Regions from separate parts of the Mus musculus genome. Here region 2 is linked to region 1. A link is a loop called in an ENCODE intact Hi-C map of the cell type or tissue named here. Cell type or tissue: heart. All regions are shown on one strand. Links, peaks and the distances in the headings refer to the core of each region. The heading gives the core; the rest is flanking DNA. Region 1 holds the start of LOC105244150. Region 2 overlaps Gpd2 (glycerol phosphate dehydrogenase 2, mitochondrial).

What was found. Hi-C counts contacts between places; a loop is a spot of excess contacts. Peaks named below come from ENCODE experiments on the same cell type or tissue, not always from the same donor. Only the 100,000 strongest peaks of a DNase experiment are listed, where the experiment ranks them.
Region 2: a loop joins it to region 1, with 2.1 times the contacts of the local background. A loop is called at or near these places in 3 of 42 quality-filtered maps.

Annotation. Positions count from the first base shown.
Region 1 is chr2:57,117,141-57,133,304 of GRCm38, reverse strand. LOC105244150 reads left to right here and starts at 8,611. Exons shown (of 3, transcript XM_017319363.1): 1 at 8,611-8,697; 2 at 8,991-9,197; 3 at 9,299-9,971. The coding sequence starts at 8,611. The coding sequence ends at 9,775. BB557941 (expressed sequence BB557941) reads left to right here. Exons shown (of 3, transcript NR_040356.1): 2 at 4,225-4,322; 3 at 4,928-5,828. It also overlaps a transcript of Nr4a2 not described here. In heart, for the core only: a CTCF peak has its summit at 9,002; DNase peaks (open chromatin) are centred at 8,694, 9,114 and 9,604; H3K4me3 peaks cover 2,648 bases; H3K27ac peaks cover 2,212 bases.
Region 2 is chr2:57,294,261-57,302,260 of GRCm38, reverse strand. The region is part of intron 3 of Gpd2 (glycerol phosphate dehydrogenase 2, mitochondrial); the gene reads right to left. Among named protein-coding and RNA genes, the nearest start is that of Gpd2, 60 kb to the right of the region's middle. In heart, for the core only: no CTCF peak of the experiment used is centred there; DNase peaks (open chromatin) are centred at 580 and 4,860.

The DNA of each region.
Region 1 (16,164 bases), core at 4,247-12,246:
ATACACACACATCACACATACACACATATCACACATACACAGACACACACACATCATAGACACACACACTTAAGAAAATGGAGTGGGCTGCGTGCACCATAAAGACCGGGTACCATGTGGTAAGTCTACTTCCATCTGAAGTCTCTGTTGCTCTCTATCATCCTATGTTATTATCATTTCTTTTGACCCAGATTAATCTAGAACCAGAAAATTGTGATGGAATTATGAAATTATTCAAGATGCATAGCTCGCAAACCTAATTGATCGTTATATGAAGATATACTTTTCCTAACAAAACCCACATCTTTTCAAGGACATCACATCTCCTACTGTGGGGCCATCTGTCTTAGTATTGAAAATTTGGGTACTATTTAAATGAATAAATCTTTAAATGGAATCTTAGCATGACAAGTGGCTTCAGTGGCCTTTCTTCCCTGAGTAAAAATGGCATTTTAGGTGGATCTGCAAGAGGCCCAAGCTCTGTACACCTAAATCTCCAGATGCAGGAATGGCTTTGCAACTTCCAAAGACAGTCAGCCTCAATGGTGCTTAGATTTCAGTTGTGTGCTAACATCTGCCTTTACCTCATTTTTGATTATTCTTTCAATCACATGCATATATGTGTGTGTATATATGTATGTATGTATGTACAGACAGACAGACAGACACACACACACAATACAGAAAATACAGGCACACCAAAGGTAAATAAAATAAAATCCTAGCTCTATAGCCCACGCTGCCCTCAAATTCAGTATGTAATCTAGGCTGACCCCTAATTTTCTATGTACTACTATATGTAATCTAGCCTTGAACTCGGAGCAATCTTCTGTCTCAGCTGTCCAAATGCTAGGATTAGAGGCATGCACAATTATACTCAGCTTCAAGGACAAATAGTTATAGTCTCAAAGATAATTTCTATAAAGGGGAGCTGGGCATTGTGATGCAGACCTTTAATCCCAGCACTAGAGAGGCAGAGCCAAGTGAATCTCTTCAGTTCGAGACCAGCCTGTTCTACATAATAAGTTCAAGGTTATCTGGAGAGAGAGAGAGAGAGAGAGAGAGAGAGAGAGAGAGAGAGAGAGAGAGAGAGAGAGAGAGAGAGGTTTCCCTACATATAACACAGTCTGTACGAGTCTATACTAAATGGGAATAACTGGATAGATTTTTGTGCAGACGTTCTCCGCCTCCCACCCCACTCATCCTTCTGTTTCTGAGCCTTCCCAGATTCATACAGGTCTGTAAGGAACAGCATCCATTACTGTAACCTTTTCAAGTGACAGCACTTTCTTCCTACACAAGATACTGAAACCACAGAATTATTAAGGAGTGTGAATGTGTGTGTACATGCATGTGCTTGTACAACGTGGGGAGAGTTTTATTTTTCCTGTATGTACTTAACCCAGTTCTTTAAGGATCTGGGTTTATTTATTGTTCAACCCAGTGATTTGTTTCAGGTTATTAAAAAATATTATGCAATTACAGATGTTGTACCTATATGGGAAATAATCAGCCATGCATATCAAATAAAATACAGGGAATAGAAAGAAGATATTTTGTTTGATGCAGAGAAAAAAGTTAAGCAAGTTTAAATAAGAATTATTACACTTTATAATATACTATCATGCTTATAAAACATAGAATACTACTATATGATGACTTAATGTACTTTATTCTTTTCATGATATGTATTTTAACTTAAAATGATTAGCTAGACTCCAATCTCCCAGCTATATACATGTATTCTCTCTCTCTCTCTCTCTCTCTCTCTCTCTTTCATTTTTCAAGATAGGCTCTCACTATGTAGCTCTGTCTGTCCTAGACCTCACTATGTAAACCAGCCTGGCTTCAAATTCATAAAGACCTCCCTGTCTCTGAGTCCAGCCTCTGACTTCAAGTGCTGAGATTAAAGGTATGTGCCACCACACCTGGCTAAATGTGCATCTTTCTGCCTCTCTGTCCATTAATTTATTAAATTATTCATTGACACGGTTAACAGATAACCACTGATGATGGCTAAACGAGCTGATGCTTAAAACTGCAAGATGATGGAGAGAACTCTCTTCTTCACAGAATCGAGGACTGTTAAAACAGTGTTTCACGAAGAAACAAATAGCCCTAAGTGGAGGTCAAACAGAGGCAACACTGGAGTACTCCACTTCTGAATATGGGAGTGGGAAGGCAGGGTGGCAGCGTGAGGCTAGCGGCAGGTGAATTCACAGAGGCCGTGTGCTCCAGCTAGGTCTTGACAGTTAAACAGTAATGGGATTCCATTGTACCCTGAGGATGGAGTTCATGAGATTCCAATGCCTAGAGCATGGGCCATTTTAGGGGACCATGGTTAGCTGATGGAGGATGGAGGTGATGCCATTGAAGCATCCAAGATGTCAGAGATAGGGAGCAAAGCTGTTATATGTCACCTGGTCAGCTTTGACTCTTCAGTTTTCTTGTGGTAGTAGAAGGGTTTGTTATCCATGTAGTAAGAACATTCCCATCCACGTTAAAATTTTCACCTAAATTAGGAACTTACATTGGCTTTAGAACTGGCACGTGTGATCATGTGAATTCTCCCTTCCCTTGCTTAGCAGCAGTAAGCCAAATAAATAAATAGTACATGTGTGCATTGATTTTGTCTAACAGGTAAGTTCTGTGCTTACCATGACTGAAGTACGTAGGGGAATAAGTTAGGTGTATTTATCAGAGATCATCATAGTTAAACAACAGAAACTCACTTCATTTGAAAGACAACAAACTGACTCTTATAACATGTCTAGTGATTCACCTGTATTGTCAGGAACAGCTTGATCCAGCTTTAAAGGGGTTTAATATTCTGACCTCCTCTTCCTCTCTTGTCTACCATTCCCGTGTTGAAGATATGTCAATTTACCCTCTCCCATGTTGAAGTGTAGAGAACAGAACGTGATATCTCTCTCTCTCATGGTTCCTGCATGGTTTAACTTGTCGATTTGGCTATCAAGTCTGGCCAGTTGGGAAATGGATAAGCGTTACCTTTGATTCAAATGAATTCGGCATGTGTAGCATTTGCATGATGGTGCCTCACAGGACACACCTGGATGCTCGAATCATGAGATCATGGGACTCCTTTGCTAAGTCTACCCTGGGGCTCTTCTTTCATAATTACTCCTTTGAGTATCAGCTCTGAGTGACTTGTTTGTCCTTTAGGTAACCTGGATCCTTGTCAGTTTCATTTTGTACTTCTGTTTCGCCAGGGCCCTTTTTCTAGGTGCAGAGAAATCCTTTTCCCTGCTTAAAGTTTCTTTCTGGATGGTGATATATGTCTGTGTGTGTATGTGTGTGTGTGTGTGCTATATGAATGTATGTGTGTGTGATATGTATGTATAACATGTATGCCTATATGTATGTAATATATGATGTCAAGGAGATAAGTGTTGTATGTATGTGCGTTTGTGTGTAATGTGTACATGATATGTGTCTACAGTATTTGTGTAATGTGTGTTTATGGTGTGTGTGTGATATGTGTGTGATGTGTGTATGTGTGGTATGATGTGATACCAGAGTGATACATGTGCATGGATGTATGTGGTGTGTATGTGTGTGTTTATGATGTCAGGGGATGTGTGTGTGTGTGCAGTGTCAGAGAGATGTGTATGGGCATGCATGTGTGATATTGTGGGCATGTGGCATGAGCATGTGTGTGTGTGTGTGAGGAGAGAATTCATGTGTACAAATGTGTATTATTTGTTTTTCATTTTCATTAGCCATAAAAAGGTGTAGGGTTAGGTGTGGGGGTTCAGCCTTGTGCCACAGCTTATTCAGGAGAATGCCTGAGGCAGGAGGACCACAAGTTCAAGACCTGCTGAGCTACAGTGTTCCCAACCAGCTAGGAAACTTAATAAGACCTTGTCTCATAATAGAAAGTAACCCCCCCCAAAAAAAAACCAAACCAAACCAACCAACCAAACAAAAAACATCAAAAAACCTCCTTCCTTCTAAGAATTTAGAACTTTATAAAGCAAAGTTAGAAACCCTTACAGACCCTTTCTGTTTGCCTTGATCTTGCCACTTCTGTGACAACAGCCTCCTAGTTTCTTTCAGGAGCTGTGAAAAAGCAAAGAAGCAACAGCAGAAAATATGTAGAGAAGTAAAACACAGATATCCTCGAGAGTAGAACTACTTCTCTGGAGATATGTGATGCTTCAAACTACTAATCCAAAATTCTTGTGCTTTTTTTCTGTGTTTTAGGATCTGAGAAGCAGATCCCAATGCAGTGAGCATTGACAAATAAGCTGGAGAAGAGTGGGCCTTGTGGAAGATGTGTAACGTAAATTAAGCCTTGACAGGTATTACACGCCACCCTTTTCATTAGCATAAAATTTATGTCTGAGCCTTGGCTAAGGATTTACCAGGTTCTGACTAATGTTCAGTAAAGTTACACAATATTTTGTGTTTATAATTTTTAATTACGCTCTTGGCAAATTGATTTTTTTTAAGGTGTGTGAGTTTTCTTTCTGCTTCTCTCAAGACTAAGCCACTTAATTTAAAAAGCACATTTAAGATGCTAGCAAACTTCTGGCAAATGAAATTCAAGGACCAATTGGCTTTGCTGTGTATGACATCACCAGTGCTTCTCCATCGAAAATGAAGGAGGATTTGGGCTCCAACCAGGAAAAGTACAAAACTGCTGTTACAGTCAGTGCAAGGGGAACTAAACCCCTAAACTTCACTAGTCTCTGAAACATGGAATTGAAGAGGGAAGCCAGAAAGGATCCCTTTGTGGTTAGAAACAAGATGAACTCCTAAAAGGACTAAGGGAGTAGGCTGTGGCCCTGGAGTCCAGAGTCAGGGGTCACCAGTCATTTAGTTGTGGCATGAGGGAGGGGTGGAGAAGACTAAGGCTTTTCTCTTACTCCATTTTCTGTTCATGGTTCTGATTGGTCTAATGCAGGGGAAACCAGCCCAAAAGGAAGCTGTGGAAATGCAGCTCTGGCTATGCAAACCAGAGGAAGACTGCAAAGACATGCATGGCCTAGGATCATCCTGAAACCTCATGAAGACTTATTTTGGGGGCACAGGAGGCAGATGTTCATGATACATTGTTACATGAAAGAAGTTGTGTATACTATAAGCACATTTGGATAAAAATGTATGTACTTAGCAAAGTGAAAAGACAAATGATGTCTATCAAAGAGTAACAATGGTTATTTCTACATAGTGCATGATTATTGATTTCACTTAAGTATAACCCCCTTGTTTTTTTTTTTTTATGTGTTCATTTTCTACACTAAAGATTAATTTTGAAAAGGCGCTTAGGAGATGAGGGAATTACTGGCCCCAGAACCACCTGTACATACTTCCCAAAGCATTATTCTGGCAAAGCCGATGTTTCTGGTTCAGCCTCACGAAGGATTTCAAATATGGTTTGAAGTTGACAGTTTATTTATTTATACCATTAACACAGTTGATTGACTGCAGTGCTTCCCAACAATGAAAAACTTGGTGGATTAACCATTAAAATCTAGCCAATCTTATGAAAAAAGTCAATTACACATCTCTGCCAATATTTGGCACTGACGTTAGGTTTTGCAATTTTTCTGAATGTAGTCACCCTTATTTATTTACTTATTTTTGCAAACATTGCTCGTCCATTTGTTGATTGATCAAGCAACTGGTTTGGCTGTTTGAGACAGGCAGCTTCTGCTGGCTTCAGAGTCTCTGTGTAGCCAAGAATGACTTTGTACAGGAGCCTGGCCTGGAGGCCTCCACCTGCCACGTGTTGGGATTACAGGGTGTGCTACCACATCTGGCTGACTTGTCTTTTTAAATAAAGAAAGTTTGTACCTCTGTAATTCGGGTTGTCTCTTCTCTTTCATTTGGAATACTCAAAGTCTTTGTGGCTTATCTAGCTAACCTTCTATTTATCCATCTTACAGTTGCTAAGATTTGCTTATACTACAATGTCAGTGATTTTTTCATGTCAATCACCAAAACTGCACTGCACAGGATTTGGCAAATATTTGTGCTCATTGCTTTGAGATCTCAAGCTGGCAGGCACCTCTCTCTAAATACAGACCAGGATTAACTGAGCAATAAAGCAAGAGTGCACAGTAGCTCCTCTTATAAATTCTTCAACACCGCTATTGTAGAAGAAACCACTGACGGATTTAATCTTAGGTAGGCAGAAACTTTGGAAATAATGGGAGATACCAGAAAAACTGTGATAAGCTTTATGCTATCAGAGAAACCCAAATATTTATAAAACATTTCCTATTCTTCTGTTTCAAAGATTTCACTATTATTGTTTTTATTTTCAGGAAATTATTTGAGTGTTCCTACTGCTTCTAGAATGAAGTGGCTTTGTGTTACTCAGCTTCACCATTACCGTACATAACAAACTACCTAACCTGAACATCTTAGAAGAGGAAAATTTTATCTGAGCTCAAGGTTTTAAAGAGTTCAATCCATGGGGGAGATGCTGCCATTGCTTCTTGGCTTGAGATGAAACAGTATATCCTATTTGGGGAATGTGTGTGGCAGAAGCGGTTGCTTGTCTTATGGTACCCAGAGAGCAAAGATGGAGAAAAGAGGGGTCAGGATTAACTAGTGGTAAGGCAAGAGTGCATATTAATCACATTTTCATGGAAGATATAGTTCCTCAGGGCGGACATCCAAGGACCTACTCCTTTTATTAGGTCCTACCTCCTGTTGCATCACCTTTCAGTAGCCCACCAAACTATGAGCCAAGTAGTTGTGTCAGTACTGTCGTGATAATAATATCCCAAAGACACCACCCATGAACACAATGTATATCAGAGATGAAGCCTTCAGCACCCGAGCCTCTGGGGAACATTTCAGGTGCAAACCATAACACTAAGAAATTTGGGTATGTTTAATATTTACTCGGGCTGTGCTCATTTTCATTCTGCTAGAAGCTTAAGGACAACCCCAGTGAGATGGCTCAGAAGGTCAAGTTAACTTGCTGACAAGCCTGAGCACTGAAGCTGGATTCCCAGAATTCACCTGGAGAAGAACGATTCGTTCTAACCTCCATACTGCTGGCAGAGAAGACTCAGAGCCACCCCCACCCCCCGCCCCCTCCTATGATGAATGCACAAGACAAATTAATAAATGTAAACATTAAGAAAGGAAGAAGTGTAAGGACAGTGATGATGATTAGCAGAGATCACACTGAAAGTGAGAAGAAGCAAAAGCTTATCACTTTAAAACAGTGGCAGTGGCAACAGCAGAAGAAAGATGCGGCTTCCGGGCAGCACAAAGACTTTAAAACAGTCTTAAGGAAGAGATGAGGCGTTCGATAGGAAAGGAGGCAGAGATGCTTTTGAAACTGGAAAAAATATTGGTTAACTTTTAGTTGTGATCACACTTCAACAGTGTCTATGTGAAGCAAATGTTTTGGCTCCAAACCTGTCCTGTTTCTTTCTCTTTTATGTTCTTTCTTTCTCTCTTTCTCTCTCTCTTTCTTTCTTTCTTTCTTTCTTTCTTTCTTTCTTTCTTTCTTTCTTTCTTCCTTCCTTCCTTCCTTTCTTTTCCTTCCTTCCTTCCTTCCTTCCTTCCTTCCTTCCTTCCTTTCTCTCTCTCTCTCTCTCTCTCTCTCTCTCTCTCTCTCTTCCTTCCTTTCTCTCTCTCTCTCTCTCTCTCTCTCTCTTTCTTTCTTTCTTTCACCAACCTGAAGACAGGAGATGAGGCACATTCTTTTCGATTGTCTAGGAAGGTCAGTGAGAACACTGCTGAGGCGTTAGCTAGAGAATTTATTTCCTTTCCAGGGGAAAAAGAGATTGGGACAAAATAGGAGAAAATGGTCCGAGTATACTTTATAACGCATAATCTGCCCATTTCTCTCACGAGAAAGTGGTTTTGCAAGGGCCTGGGATAGCATCAGACGTGAACACAGCTACCAGCATGGAAAGGAAACAACGGTGGCCTTCATTCTCCTCTCTTAAATAACTGCAATGGTATATGCTCGGTTCCTTTCTTCAAGTGGTACTAATATATTTACTTTTGGGGAAAATGTACAAATAGAAAATGGTACGTAAGAGTCCAGCGAAGACATAATATTCAAACTTCCTGATCTTCCCACTTCCAGCCCAGTGATGGGTCACTATGCCAGTTTGCCTTGATTTCTGACTAAGAACTGTTTCTGTACCCCGTGTAATTCACTGGCCACGCCTCATCACTTCACCTTCCTGGTTAGATCTGCAAATTTTCTATGTATCAGCACCCCAGAGTGTAGAGTTCCTATGCCTGAGGCATTTGGCTCAGAGGAAACAGTGTCTTAGGGGCCAGAGAGATGACCACAAGAGTTGGCTACTCAGAATCAAAACCGCAGAAGAGAGACACCCAAAAGTTATCAAGTAACTTCCACGACAGCGCCCATGGCAGGTGAGCGCATTTGCACACACATGTGAACATGCAATCAATATTAATGCAAAATGAATACAGTCTCAATCGACTGATAATTGATAATTCCAGCAGAGTAGCTGATCTTCATTCATCTACGGGAACCTTGATGAATAAGACACGCGTCAGGGAGTGTTGTGACAGAAACGCCTGAAGATGGAGATGGCAATGGAAGTCTGCAGAAATATTTACCTGCAGAGAAAGCCCCTTTAGATGGCAGCCTTGACTGGACTTCCAACGGCCAAAGGACCAGACTTGGAAGATCACAACAGGTTGCGCCATCCTGAAGGCCACAAAGATGTAAAGAAAGGACAGTGGGGCTGAGATGGTGAGTCCTGGAACCCAGGCCTCGCTGCTTCTTCTGGACCCTCGGGGGGCACAGTGGCTTAAAAGTAGCTCGGGCAGACATTTAAGACGCCAAGTTCTTCTTTATTTGGGGGTTTTCACTGACAATTTCCTATCCCCAAAGTACACTGGACTTTGTAGTGGAGAGGGAGTTGGGGTGGAGAAGCGTCGAAACGTTTAAAATCAACTTGGTTGGAACTTGCAGAGGAGTTGAGCCAGGGGTGTCCCGGTTGGCGCTCTGCGGCTAGAGGGTGGGGCAGCCCCTCCATCGGGCGGGGAGCGCGGAGGGCTGGGCCTGCGGCCTGGCGGCAGGGCGCGGTGGGTCATTGTTTCCGCGGCCGCTCCTCCCGCCAGGCCGGCGTCACTGGCAGGGCGCCCGGGCGGGCGGCGGGTTATTTATAGCGCCGGCTGCACGCGTCACGGAGCCCGGCCGGGCTGACGGGGCCGCTGACGCGCTTGGCCGCGGGGCCGAGGGCGCGGGGTGCGCGCGGGCGGCGACAATGAACCGGAGCGCGCGCCTCCGGGGCCTCCGCGGGCCGCTCGGCAGCCCCCCGCCCTCGGCCCCGCGCCCCCCGCGGGGGTGGCGGGCCTCAGCCACGGCCTCCGCCCCGGGGCTCAGCTCGGCGGTCCGCTCTCCCTGCCGCGCGCCCGGACTGCAGGACGAGCTGGAGCTGGGCTGCTCGACCACTCCGCGCCCGGGGACTCGGCGACCTGGGGCCGGGAGCGCTGGGCAGGTAACGTGTATTGGACCGGGCTGGGGGCTCCGGGAGGCCCGGGGGCGGCCCTTCCCCGACTTCTGTCCCCGCGGTGGCCCGCGCCGGGGCAGGAAGCCGAAGTGGGTGTGGAGCGCCAGAGCGGGAGAGAAACTTCAATGAGACCAGTCCAGAGAGGCCGGCGCGACACGGGCACCCTGTCGCCCTCCTCCCTAAACCCTCCCGGGCCACTCCTTCCCCGTGTTTCCCCGATCCGGAGGCCCTCCGACTCCCACCCTGGCTCTCCCGAGCCCCACTGTCGCCCTGGCAGGTACTTTTAGGGACTTGTTGGCCCCGGAGGCCAGCCTTGAGCCCGGTCCTTCCGGCTGCTCCGCAGCCCCTCGCACGTGGCAGGCAAGCAGGCTGCGGAGAACTTTGCTGCGTCTTCTAGGAAATTGCAATCGATTTGTAACGCACTTTCGCTAATTGGGAGTTCAGAATTAAACTTTAATAAAGCATTTGTGTTGTCTCCTCTAATTGTGAAGGCTTCCATTCGTCCTGGTAGATAGACTCTAAGTCTGGAGTTAATGGCGCTAAGCTAGATCTTCCCTCCCCCCCCCACCCCCCACCCCCCACCCAGTACAATTTCGTCAGCCGTCGTCGGCGCAGCTGGATTTCTGTAAGGTACAGATGTTGCTAATGGCAGCTTAAGCACGGATGGGCAGATAACATACGGAATGCAACATGTTGCCATATGGTTCCTTTAGCCTTTCACCTCTAGGGATATCAATCATATATATTCTGGGAGGAACCTAATGACTCTCTGAACAGCAAAATGAATTACCTGGTACAATTTATATCCCTTGACCTGATGCGTTATAACAACAGGAAGATAGCATCGCCCGATTGCTGTGGTATAAATTGAGTTACAGAGCTACATTTCAAATTCTATAATCAACTATTGGTAGTCTGAGGGACCCTATCACATCATTCTGGCAGTAAAAATCGGTTTCTGCATCTTCTTCCTCCACCCTCTTCCATCTATAGACATGCATAATTGATAAAGTTTAACAAAACTGATCTTGGAAATTGCCATTCTACCTACTAACAGGTGAGGTGTGGAGAGGTGGAAAACACAACTTCCGGAGTTAGTTAAACTTACGAGTTCTATAAGAACACTACACTTCAAAGCCAGAAAATTCAAGGACTCCTAGGATTTGTCTCAGTGTTATTCCTAAATCTTATTACATATATGAAATTCTCACGTTGAACCAACAAAATCGTACTTCAACTCTTAAGAAAACAGTTCTAAGAAACAATGAACTTAAAACTAACTAGAATTCTTTCTGCAAACCAGTTCCTGTACCCTACTCTTTCTCTGTGTCTTAATCCAAGCCTTGGTTGTGGATATAATGTGAATATAATAATTTTTTTCTTCTCAGGATGTCAGTATCAACACACCGAAGTCATCATTTAGATCCTACTGAATGGCTTAATAATACTTCACATTAGATTTTAAAACCTAGTGACTAATAAAATGTTGTAACTGCCTGTAAGCTTGGATTATAAACATGATTGTCTTTTTACTATACCTTGTATTTTTGATTCACAGATGCAGATCACAGTAAAAGACAAGGAATAACCTAAGATTACAAATTAAAGTATTATTCACACTTTAATTTCACGTCTACTTTTACTTATGAAGGGATATCATAAAGCTAGAAACATAATATATAGGGTTTAGGGTTTTTTTTTTTTTTTTTTTTTGCATTCAACAAAATGTAAAATGTTCACGTGAACCGATAGACTAGACTACCAAAATATATAAAATAGACATGAACAGTCTAAAAATGTGTTTATTTTTAGTTTTATACATTTCAGAAAGTGATAACTAACATTTCAAAAGTTTATATATCATGTCCTTTCAGGATCATTTTGAAAGGCCAAGATGACACCCTCATCCCCTGGACACACACACCTTATAATGGCTGATGGTTTGTGAAGCAGTGATTGGGCTAGTTCAGACATTCTGTAATCCTATCTAACGCCGTTTGCCTATTTATATAGCAAAGACTCTTATACAGAACATCTTAGACTGTCTCCCTTCCGGCAAGAGTCTTTGCTGGGGTTGTTTTCCATAATCTTTGCTAGGTGAGGTTTTAGTTTGTTCTGTAGCACCAACACTCTATGAATTTAAACCCAGACCAGGGGTCAACTTGTCAATAATGACTCCATCTTCATGTCCTGTGAATTGACAGTGTCCCTTAATCAGTCACACAGAACCTGCCTTATAAAGCTGTTAGTGTCACGGGCAGACACTGCAACCTTTTGTCAAGCCCTGTGATTATTAAAGTGTTCTTCCTTCAGATCCAGGCCAAGAGGCCTCCTGGGCTTTGTCTCAGAGGTGAAGCAAACTCTCAAGCCCCACTCTTGTGCTGTCTGTCTGTCTGTCTGCAGTTGTCTGTCTCACGTGTACATTGAACTGATACTCTCGGGCACCTTTACAGATACACACTAGGCATGGTTTTGTCTACGTACACAGCCACAAACCTAAGAGCTTATGGCATCATTTCAACTTAAAGAGTTGATAGATGTATACTGTATTCCAAATCATGTCTCTGATTGCCAAGGGACCAGAACTGCCACTGCCCTGTCCACTAGGAAATGCCTTTCTGTTTTGCTTTTGAGTGGCCAAACTTAAACTTATCTTTTCAGAGTTGCCCTTCCATGTTGTTAATTGGAGAATTTGTTTAGTCGGGAAAACTTTTGAAAAAATATGCATGGGTTGGCCAAGAAAATATTTCTGTGTTTCTGATGGCACTAAGTAATTCTATTTCCATTTTCTTCTTACAGATACATTTGTGATCTTTAAGTTCTACTAAGTTTATGGTTTTCTCAAGGCAGCATGTGATCAGTTAGAAATAGGCATTAGGATTCTGGTAAAAACTCTCCATTCAGCTAAGTGGGGTTGAGTCATCAGGAAAGAGTGTGGACCCCATTGCACTTGAGTCTGTTTTCAAACTCAAAACCCTTGTTGTTGCATTGGAAGCTTGTTTCTCTCTTTTATGAGCATTTCATTAGAAAAGAAAGTGGCCCTGTGTCACATTACCCCAGTCAAGCAGGAAGTGGTCTCTCATCCTCTTCAGCATGCAGCTTTGTCTGTATATGGGTTGGTATGAGTGCCATACAGACACCATATAAAAATGGACTTGGGTTGCCCTGACTTTGACTGAAGATTGACAGGCGCTCTTTCTTTAATTAACCTTGTTCTTTTTCATGTTCTGTATTCAGATACTGAAATACAGTATTTTTATCCATTTATCAGATTGTGTTTGCATTTATTTAATTTATGTTTCTTTTTTAAAAGCGTGTAGCCTTGAGTGTTTGTTCTCCTTTTTTTCACATCGTTACTCTGTACTGCTTGATGTAACTTGATTAGCTCCCTCCCCAGTCATGATTGGTAATTAAAATAGGCATTAAAATTAGTCACTTAGCAATTTTGCTGTTCAATTGGCAATTAAATTACTTAATTGCAATTAAAGTCCTAATTTTAATTGGCAAAATGATAGATGTAGATTTAAGATAATATGTATAAATACTTTAATAAGTGTCTATATAAGGATTACATAATTACTCAACTTCAAGTTTATGCTGTTAACTTTAGAACTTTTAAGTGAGCAATGAAATTTATATTACATCTATTCAAAGGATATGGTAATTAGATTTATTTCTTATCACTATAAGGGTCCTTGCTATAAGTTACTTTTGTAGTGTTCAAATTGTAAGTTTGATAATTGAGAATTATGATGAAGAAAAGGGCATATATGTCTTTGTTGAATATATCAATACCTTATTTTCTTTTTCATTAAAATAAGAGGTTCTTTACCAATTAGCTTGAGAGTAAAAAATAAAATGTGGTTATTTTCTTATTAAAAGTAGAACAAAAACTGGCTGTCTGAGATTTACATAGAACTATTGGAAAACATATATATTTTCTGTGTTTAAAGAATATATTTTATCTGTTTAAAGAATTTTATCTAATACTGTTAGAATAACTAATGTCATTGGCTGTTGATAGAATTTCAGATGCCTTTTATAATAGCATATAACTTTGTTTTCAGAATTTTAAATGTGTTTTAATATCTCCAATGCTTACTGAAATGAGCAAATAAATTCTAAAACCAAAAGTATTCTTCTTTTTAATAAAAAAGAATTTTTTCATAAGAAAAATATTAAGTCATCTTTATAAAAGCAAGTATTAGGAGAGGGCCACTGTAAGCCAAGTATTAAGGAAAAAAAAAACCCAAAGATTTTTATTATGTAAAATAGTTTTTGAGTGGCATGAGGCTTTACCATATGTTCAGTTTTATGATTTTAATTTATAAGTAGAAGCTTCTAGAAAAAAGTGCTGTTTACTTCGGCACATCTTTACACATTTTCTAGAATTGAGTTCTGAATTAAAGTAAGACATTTAAAAAACCCATGGTCTTGGTGAAAAACAGGCTGGGTAAAACTGAATAAAAGCTGCCCGTATCTATGTGGATATCAGAGAAGCTGTTGACTTCTCCAAGTGTCCCGTAGGAAAGGGGCAGTTTGGTTGATTAATAGCCCATGATTGCAAATGAAATGGCAAAAGCAAAACAATAAAACATCTTTAATACTAATTTCTATCTTTAGAGAACCAGATGTTTTAAAGTGAAAATTCATTTTTTTTTCTGTCACTTCTGGAAGACTGCTTACCAAATAACAACAAAGACTGTGAATGTGGGTTTGTTCAAACATAATTTAAAACACATCTCACTTCAATGCTTATAAGTTCCAATACCTACACAGTAAAAAAAAATATATATATCTTGAAGTTGTCTCAACTCTTGCAACACGGCATAACAGGTATGTCCATTTCATTGTATTTGCATTGTGAGACCTCTGAATTCATTTGGGGAGAATTCTGAAATCAACCCCCCAGAGGCCTCTCCCCCATGCATTAAAATAGAAAATCCGATGGGATTACACTTATGTTTGCTCTCTAAATTATACCAAGAGCTCAGTTTTATTAAGTATAATCTGCTTAGCCATGCAAAAAATAAAATACATAGGTTTAGATGTGAGTTTATTTTCACTTATACTGATTTTTAATGGAAATATATTTTTATGTACAAGCAGATATGTATGGCTTAGTATGTGCTAGTATCATGAAAAGTAATATAACAGCATTACCTTCATCAATGTTTTTTAAGGTCTCATCATTATATTTATTAATAGCAATAACATAATTTACACAAGGGGGACCTACTATGCATAGCATTAATTCTTTGCTTCCATTATTTTAAATTATTAAGAAAATAGACCTTTATTAATGGGGAAACTTTACACATTTAAACGTGGCAATAATTTAAAGTTCTAACAGACTCTGAACCCTGAAAAAAACACTATTGTCATTTTAATTGAGTTATAAAATACTTTATTTGAAATATTTATGTGTAAGAATGCAGAAGAGTTGCAGCCATATAAATGTAGAATTTCAGTTTCTTTTAGCCTAAAGCATCGTTTTAACATTTTCTGAAAGGTTGTTCAATTCTACATTTTGATTCCATTATATGTGTAATTAAACCTCTATGCACAAAAGCATTCTCTTATGTACTAGCAAATATACCCACAGGAATTCTCTTCTCAACTATAATTTATTTAAACATGTAATCATAGGATTTTAAAACATGCTTTCATTTTTCCAAACTATATGCCAATTTGAACTGCTTTGAGATAAAATGAGAGATTTTATTACCATTTTGGTTTTTTTCCCTCTGTGACCTAACAGTGAGTTAAACACGGGCAGGAGGAAATAAAGAAAATCCATTGTAAACCTAATTCCATGTGTTAAACTGTTTCCCTTTTGGAGAATATAGAAAAAATAAAAGAGTTGTCGTTGTTTATGAATTCCAACACAATATGAACATTTGGGCCTGCAGACTTTTCTCCCGAGGCTTAGTTAGCCTAAGTAGTAAATAGCTAAGTGTGTGTGTGTGTGTGTGTGTGTGTGTGTGTGTGAAGCACGCGTGCTTGTGTGTTTGTGTGGGAGATTGTCTCTTGAACATTGTGGAGTCAGGCCCCCTACTGACAAGATCAGTCAATTGCAGACCTTGTCTTTGCTCCTGCAGCTTCGTCCCTTCCAATCAAGTGTGTGTGTGTGTGGGGGGGGGGGGGGGGCGGGGGAACGGGACAGCGGACTGAGGTTTTGATCATGGCCCTTTTAAACTTTCCGATGTGTGCACCTAGAGCACATGCCAGACTCCAACCGTAGAATAGTCCCAGCCAAGAATTACTTTAAATGAGTTTATGAATCTTTCCTCAGTCGTAGTAACATCCAGGGAAGCTGAACGCAAATTTGAAAAGAGGGAAAACTCACACTTGGATGAAAAAAAGTCTTCACTTCCTCTCATTTACATATTATAATTACCCTATTCTCACTTACTATTGTAGTAAACTGCTAAGACCTCTGCCTTTTGATCTTGGGTATAACAAGCCTTGAGCAAAGGCTTTTCTTATCAGGAAACCAAGCACTGGAGGTTGCTAAAGAAAAACCCTCGTTACTGTGCTTGCTCCTTGGTGTTCAGTATAAGAACTCCAGGCCCTCTTTCCTCACTCTAGGAGAGCATTTTTAAAATGTCCCCAGACTCAACTCAACCTAAACTGAATGTGTTTTTAATGACTCGGGGAGAGAAGCTTGCAGAGG
Region 2 (8,000 bases), core at 1-8,000, 170 kb before region 1:
TCTTACTCCACATTAGAACCTGAATTCAGGGCAGAAACCCGGACTGCATATCCTCAAAATAACATTTGCCGACCTCTTCCACACACGCCACCACCTCTACTTAGTAAATCCTACAGAGATCTTTTGGTATTCTAAATTAGTCCCTTTTTTTTTCTGCAGCTGAAGATCAGACGAGGGAGTTGACTTTCAGATGGTATTTAGGAGCCACATTATTTAAAATATGCCTCTCTTTAAACCCTAGCATCACAGTTACTGCATCAGGTTGCCTGTAGCAGGAAAGGAAGGAAAGTGAAGCTGAGAGGACAAGACCCTCAGCTTCCTATTTGGGTAACCCCAAAAGCCCTCGAGGCTGTGATCTCAGACCTCCCAGACAGCCCTCACTGAGGGTGTACTGTGTGCAGTGCCCCATCCCCAGCAGGAGAGCAGAGTAACTCAGTAAGCCCATGCCTCCCCTCACCTCAGTCCCCCCCCCCCCCATGCAAGCACTTGCTCCAGTGAAGCAAACTATCATGTGGTCTCTGTAGAAACCAAGAGGCCCCAAGTGACAGGTCATCAGGCCTTAGTCCAACAGCTAGGGAAACTGCCCCTGCCAGCACCACGTGAGTCACAAAGAAACACTGCCAGTGTACACACAGAGCCACAGACCCAAGAAGGCTCACTCACCGTGCCTCCTAAATATCCCAAATGAGATGAAGGGATTCTTATGGGTATTTTTGTTTAACCACTTAAAACTGGGAGGGGTGTTATTGGTAACAAAAATTCCTGTGTGAAGAACAGTGAAGACCATTGTGGGGGGAGGGGGCAGGCAGGTCTTTTCCATATTTTACTTACTTTATTTTATGTGTATTTGTGTGTGTCCCTGGGTGTATGTATGTGCACCACATGTGTGCAATAACAAAAGAAGTCATACATGCACCCAGAAACACACACAAATATGCGCAATAACAGAAGCGGTCATACATACACCCAGAAACACACACAAATATGCATAAAACATCCAAAATACCCCTGTAGTTATGGGTGGTCGTGAACCATGATGTGGGTGCCAAGAACAGAACCTGAGCAGTCTGCATTCTTAACTGCTGGGCCATCTCTTTGGCAGCCCGATTTAGTTTTTAATCACTTCTGGAGAAGCAGCCTTCAGCAAAAGCTGAGTTCATAGAGTCTTGCTCAAGAGGAATGGCTGAGGAGGTAGGTAAGCTTAGGCAAGCTTAAGGAGACAAGCTGAACTTACTAACCTCACCTGTAATCCCAGTCCTAGGATGCTAGGATGCTAGGGTGCTAGGGTGCTAGGGTGCTAGGGTGCTAGGGTGCTAGGGTGCTAGGGTGCTAGGGTGCTAGGGTGCAGAGGCTGGGGAACTGTTCATTTCCACACTATCCCAAGACTGTGGAGCCATAGAAGATGAGAGAGAAGGAGAAAGATGAAGGGGAGGGGAAGAAAGGAAGGATGGAGGGAGGGTGGGTGGCTGGCAAAGGATTGGAAGTTTCCAGCCTTGTCGCAGGCTGCTTGTCACTGAGGGGCTGGAGAGAAAGCAGGGTATGTGTGATTGTCCTGCGAGGAAGTGACCAGGAGCTTTTTTTTCACCCACACTGGGGTTTTTGAATCGTGTTCTGAAGGCCACCGTTGGCCACAGCAGCAATCACAGGATAGCCTCAAAAGGGAATGCCCCTAAGAACACAGTTCACATCTAAGACCAGTTTCAGTGAAGCTGCTTCGTTACATTAATAAGCATGAGGCCTGCAAGTCCAGTCCTCCTCGATCCTGTCCTGGGTGCCCATTTCCAGGAACCAGGGCTTGCCTGGGCAACTTTTTTTAAAGCAATTTTTAATCTTATTTTTTCCTTAGAAGTTCTGAGAGATTGTTTGGAGAGACACTGCTTATGTCTCCTGACAAGGGTATCACTGAAGTGTTTAAGCTGACAAAGCTGATGAAGGTTCTATAAAGTTTTCTCTGAGGGAAGGCAGAGGGATGGAGCTAGGGGATTGCTACTAGCAGACCTGAGGCTCACAGTGTTGCCAAGGCAATGAGGAACCTGGCCTCAGGAGGCAGCTCTAGCAGGGGTCTCAGGGACCCTTGCTGTCAGGGTAGATGTTTCTTTCCCTAACTCTGTGTGCTGTTACAAGAATCAGCAAGCCACGGCAGGCGGGTATTCTAGGATATATTTAAGGCTCTTTTTTTTTTTTTTTTTTTTTTTTTTTTGGTTTTTTGAGACAGGGTTTCTCTGTGTAGCCCTGGCTGTCCTGGAACTCACTTTGTAGACCAGGCTGGCCTTGAACTCAGAGATCCCCCTGCCTCTGCCTCCTGAGTGCTGGGATTAAAGGCCCACGCCCAGCTAGGTCAAGCTCTTTACGCCGCTTTTATCCGGCCATGACTTTTTTTAACAAGTTATTTGTATGTATTTACATGAAAAACCATTGTAAGTAACAATGGAATTTAAAATAAGCCACTCAGCTACACCAAGCCCTCCTCTGCTACTGTTATCTTGTCGAATTTCTGAAAAAGAGATGTGATTACTTTTCCCAAAGCAGACAACAAACGTAGTCTCCAAAATGACTACTAAGTCAGTATATTAAAACCAACATGTCAACTAAAAGTTGTTTAAACTACTTAAGAAAGAAAAAAATCAGAACCTTGACTCCCACGTATCTAGTGTTCTGAAATTCTCAATTTTGCAGGATGGGAATAAAGAAAAGAAGTAACACAAAGTCAAAGCATGACCAGAAGCCACAGCTGATTGTGTGACATTCATTGATTACTTAACTAAAATGTTTATGGTGCGTGTATGCGGGGTGCATGCCTGTGTGGGAGTGGTCCTGCGTGGGTGTGCGGGTGTATGCATGAGTGTGTGCGGGTGTGCTTGTGTGTTGATTTGTAGGGGTAAGACCTCACTATGTATGTTAGGCTTCTCTGTAACTAGTCCTGTGTGGCCCTCTGTGTAGCAGGAAACACTCCCTGAACCGGCCTCCAAGGCTGGGTATTATGTGTTCTCAACACTGGACTCCAACTTGCTTTTTCATTTATTTTCTGGTTGTTTGTTTGTTTGTTTGTTTGTTTGTTTTTAAGTCTAATGTTTCCCTTATCAGAGATTTTAAATTAAAAGCTTCGACTTCTCACTTAAGGATAAGTTAGGAGAGGTGAGAGCGGGACCTCTTTATCTTAATGGAATAACTAAGTGGCATTTTTGATGCGGCATTCAACCCTTGCGCTTTGCATTCTTACATAAGACAGGTATGATGAAATCAAAAGCATGCGTTTGAGATGCCGAGAGCTGAGAAGGCTGGGAACGAATGACTGTCCTTCAGAGAAGAAAGACGAATCTCCACATCCTAGACCAGTAATTAGGTTCAAGGATTTTATTTTTATATTTATTTATTTATTTTATGTGTATGAGCATTTTGCCTGCATGTGTGTATATACAACATATGTGTGCTGGATGCCATGGAGGAGGAGGAGATACTGTCAGATTCCGGGAAGTCACAGGTGGTTGGGAGCTGCCATGCGGGTTCCAAGAATAAAACTCGGGTCCTCTTGAAGAACGGCCAGTGCTCTTGGCCACTGAGCCTTCTCTCCAGTCCCCAGTTCAAGGTTTTTTAAGAAGGTGTTTAGTTCTCTCGCTTCCCCCCCCCCCTTACTTTTTGTTAGGCTATTTATTCATGTATTTAATAACGCAAAGCAATAAACCCTACCACTGTTGAGAATCAAAACAAGACCAACTGCTAGCATCTTTCTATCTGAGGGGTTTTATTAGTAGTATTATAAATGTTTAAGGGTGGTTTCAGGAATTCCACAGCAGCGATACAATTTTGAGTGAAGTCTCAGGCAGAAAGGTGATTTGTAAAGAATCTGGTCAATGCAAAAATCTACCTTCCATTCATCCTCACCCATCGGTCAGCACACTGAGCGAAAGCATACCTTCCAGGCAGGGTGAGGGCGAGCACGAAACCCAGCTCCTCTGGACTAAGTGATGCTGTCTAGCTATCTCCAACTAAATCAACTCATGGACCAAGACAGCTGGATGCACACAAGGGAATACTTACAAACTTAAGGGAGAAATGGTATGACATTTAACTCTCACAACATGGAATAGAACAGAAGTATATTTTAATACCTTCTACCGATTATCTTACTATGCACGAAAATAAGCTCCATATAATAAATGCAGAGATGCAAAGAGAACAAAATAATACCCGCCTGTAATTACAGCACTCAGAGATAACCGCCATTGACATCTGGGTGTTTAAACGTTCACATTTTTCCATGCCCGTCTACAACCTGTATGTGTGCACATGTACAGGTTTGCAAAGATTCGATTTAACACTGCTTATTGTAAACATTTTGTACATCAATAAATATGGTATATAATTTTATTTTAAAAGCATTTGAAAGTATTACATTAAACGTTTGCTACGACTTATTTATTCAGTTCCTTATTTTGAACATCTGGCTTAGTTTCTTTTTTCACTCTTACAGATTGAGCTGCAAGATTGTACTTTCCTCTAAATTCCCTGTATCTGCAATCATGTCACTAGGATAGATTTTTAGAAATACAATTGCTAAGGTTTGCTAAATGGAAAGCAGAAGTCATTGCTATGAAATAATCAGAGACACCAAGACCATGACACACAAGTCAAAAAGTTAAGGTCCCTTGTGCCTTAGTACTGTAATAAGCACAAGCACTCAATGTGAATGCTGCATGAGAAAAGATGAAACTGTACACAAAGATGGGACCCTCGTTCATTAGAAACCCGCGGGCACTTGTTTGGGTTTCCAAGAACTACTGCCATTACTAATAAAGAAGACTACACCAAGGCCCAGTGTTCTCATGAAGAACTCTCCAGGACAAGACCCATGTGATGCTGCCCAGCAGCCAAGACGAGCCAAGGTGAGGATCCAACACTTTGCCTGGCACTGTCTGACAGGGAATGTTAGCTTTGTTTTGGCATGTAAAATATTACATACTGGTTATTTTAATGCCTCTGTCTATCCTCATATTAGGAAATGGATAATATATAACAAATATATAACTGTAGAGTGTGTGTGTATGTGTGTGTGTGTGTGTGTGTGTGTGTGTGTGTGTGTATCATTAACACATTTATGTTAGATATACATACAATACAATATTAAGGCTATAAAATGGTCTTTAAAAGTTAATACCATAGTTTCAAGAAATGAGAGGTGCTGCTATCATTCCCTCCTTTCACCTCGTTACTATAAAAATAGCCAGTGTCAAGTGGGGGTGAGGGGGTTATCAGTAGACAAAACAACAGAAACAACACGATAGTCAATGGAACCTGAGGTTAATTATATAGAATGTTTTGTATGTGTTGCCATATTCTTGCAGTGCTTAAGAGTCTATAGTCTGTAAATATTTGTACATATATATATACATATATATCCTGATATTTTGTTATCAGGTTACTGCTATAAATAAAATTCTGGGAGTCAGGAAAGTATGTTAGGAAGTAAAAGTATAAATCATACAACCCAAGGTTGATCCCTAGAATCCACATAAAAAGCTAAATGTGATGATAAAAACTTGTAGCCTCAGCCTTCGTACTACGGCCACACATTCACACACACGTACACACAGAGACACGAATGCACACATACATACACACATACATGCTTATAAATAACAAAAATTTAGTTGATGTGACACTGCACAGCCACCTGTAAACAACTCCTTTCTTTATTCAAACAAAATTATTTTAAAAAGATGTGGTTGATTCAAAATTAAGATAAACACTCATGGACCAGTAATGCAGCAGACTGTTTAAATGTATCTATCTCGGTGGGCTCAGAAGCTGGGACTGTTTCTGAAGGGTGCGGACTATCCCTATCCACTGTGGGTAAAACAAAGAACTCAGCCTTTGAGAGCTGAGACGGAAGAAAGGGTCTCTACTTTGTACAGGAAATTGGCAAGCTACTCCTGACCACTGTGTAGGGCTGGGGATTATCTGCTGGGTCACAGCCGGACACTCAGACCACACCACCAGATAAATACAGTCCAGACCACACCATCAGAGCCAAGGCTTCAGCTGGCTCCACAGATGCTCAAGATCAGCACAAGGCAGAAGACGGTGATAGGCAAAGTCCCAGATGGATCTTAAAGACAGTAGCAACTCAATCTAGACACAGATCAAAACAGAAAACTCAGAATTTCCTGATAGATTCAGAGGAAAGGAGAAATCATTTGCGATAGCTATGAGCCCTTTGGGGACCCCACCAGCTCCAGTGGATAGTCCTGCCCAATGGTCACACAAGAAGTCCTGATTAAATAAAATGGGCCATAAAACAAAAACTATGAAACTGGCAAAGAATGGATGAGTCAGGAGGAAGAAAGGTTGATAATGGTAAGAGACAAGAGCAGACAAGAGGAAACAGCAACCATACTGCACTATACACATGTATTAAGTTGTCAGAGAACTAAATTTGTTAATAGTTTAAAAAAAAAAAAAAAAAAAACAAAGTCAACCTAATATGATGGACAGAAGGGGGGTCGGGAAGATAAGCAGAATGGAAAGGTGAAATGAAGCCAGAGTGATGGTTCTACAGTTAAGGGCACTTACTGCTGTTCTAGGGGACCCAGGTTCGATTCCCAGCACCCACACGGCAACTAACTAGTATCTAATTCCACCCTCTTCTGACCTTTGCAGGAAAAATACCCATACACATAGAATAAACCATTGGTATATAAAATGTCTAAAGGTTAAGTAAATAAATAGGTAGAACCTAGTTAAATAGATAACTGTTTATGAGAGACAAAGCAAATTTTGAAAATATCTGAAATTTAAACTAGACGTGGCTGTGCATGCCTCTAATTCCAGATGCAGGAAGTGGAGGCAGGAGGATCAGAAATTCTGCTACCTAGCTAACTCGCAGTCAGTCTGGACTATATGAACCCCTAACACCAACAATTTGAAGTTTTGCCTGCCTGACCCCTGACAAAAGAAATTGCTCCATTAAAATGTGTAAAAGGGGGCTGGTGAGATGGCTCAGTGGGTAAGAGCACCCGACTGCTCTTCCAAAGGTCCAGAGTTCAAATCCCAGCAACCACATGGTGGCTCACAACCATCTGTAACAAGATCTGATGCCATCTTCTGGAGTGTCTGAAGACAGCTACAGTGTACTTATATATAATAAATAAATCTTTTAAAAAAAATGTATAAAAAAATTTAAAAAAAAATGTGTAAAAGGGCAGGTTTAGGGTCTCACACCTTTAATCCCAGCACTCAGAAGACAGAAGGAGGCAGAGTCCTAGGACAGTCTGGAGTACAGAGAAAGGAAAGGGAGGGAGAGAGAGGGGGAGGGAGGGAGGGAGGGAGGGAGGGAGGGAGGGAGGGAGGGAGGGAGGGAGGGAGGGGAACAAAAACAACTGAAAGTTAGATTTCCAAAATGGTCAGAGATTTGCAGCATCACACCATTTCCAAAGTCTAGCAAGCAGTGAGCTAGCTTTCTGCAGTTTCACACCTTGAAATGCAGCTTCCCCCACTCTTCCAATTTAATTTCTATTGCTGTAATTAAAAAGAAAGAAAGAAAGAAAGAAAGAAAGAAAGAAAGAAAGAAAGAAAGAAAGAAAAAACTTGACCAAAACCAACTTACAGGAGCAAGGGGTTTATTTCATTTTATACTAAGGAGAGAACTCAGAGCAGAAGCCACCGCAGCAGAAGACTGGTTTGCTCGGCCACCTTTTTTATACAGCAGAGACCCACCTACCTAAGGGATGGGACCACCCATAGTGTACTGGGCCCTCCACATACAAGTTCATAGACCAGTCTGCTGGAGGCAATTCCTTGATTGAGGTTCCCTCTTCCCAGGTGATGATTTAAGCCAAATTGACAAAAACCAACCACACAACCCACTCTCAGAAACAGAGGGGAGGGATACTAAGGCATGTAATATAGGTCTACAATCCCCAGGATGAGCCATGTTCAAGGTTCTCACTCTTTCGAATTTTTTTTTAATAACAACGCATAAACCTTTGTTTATGGAAACAACA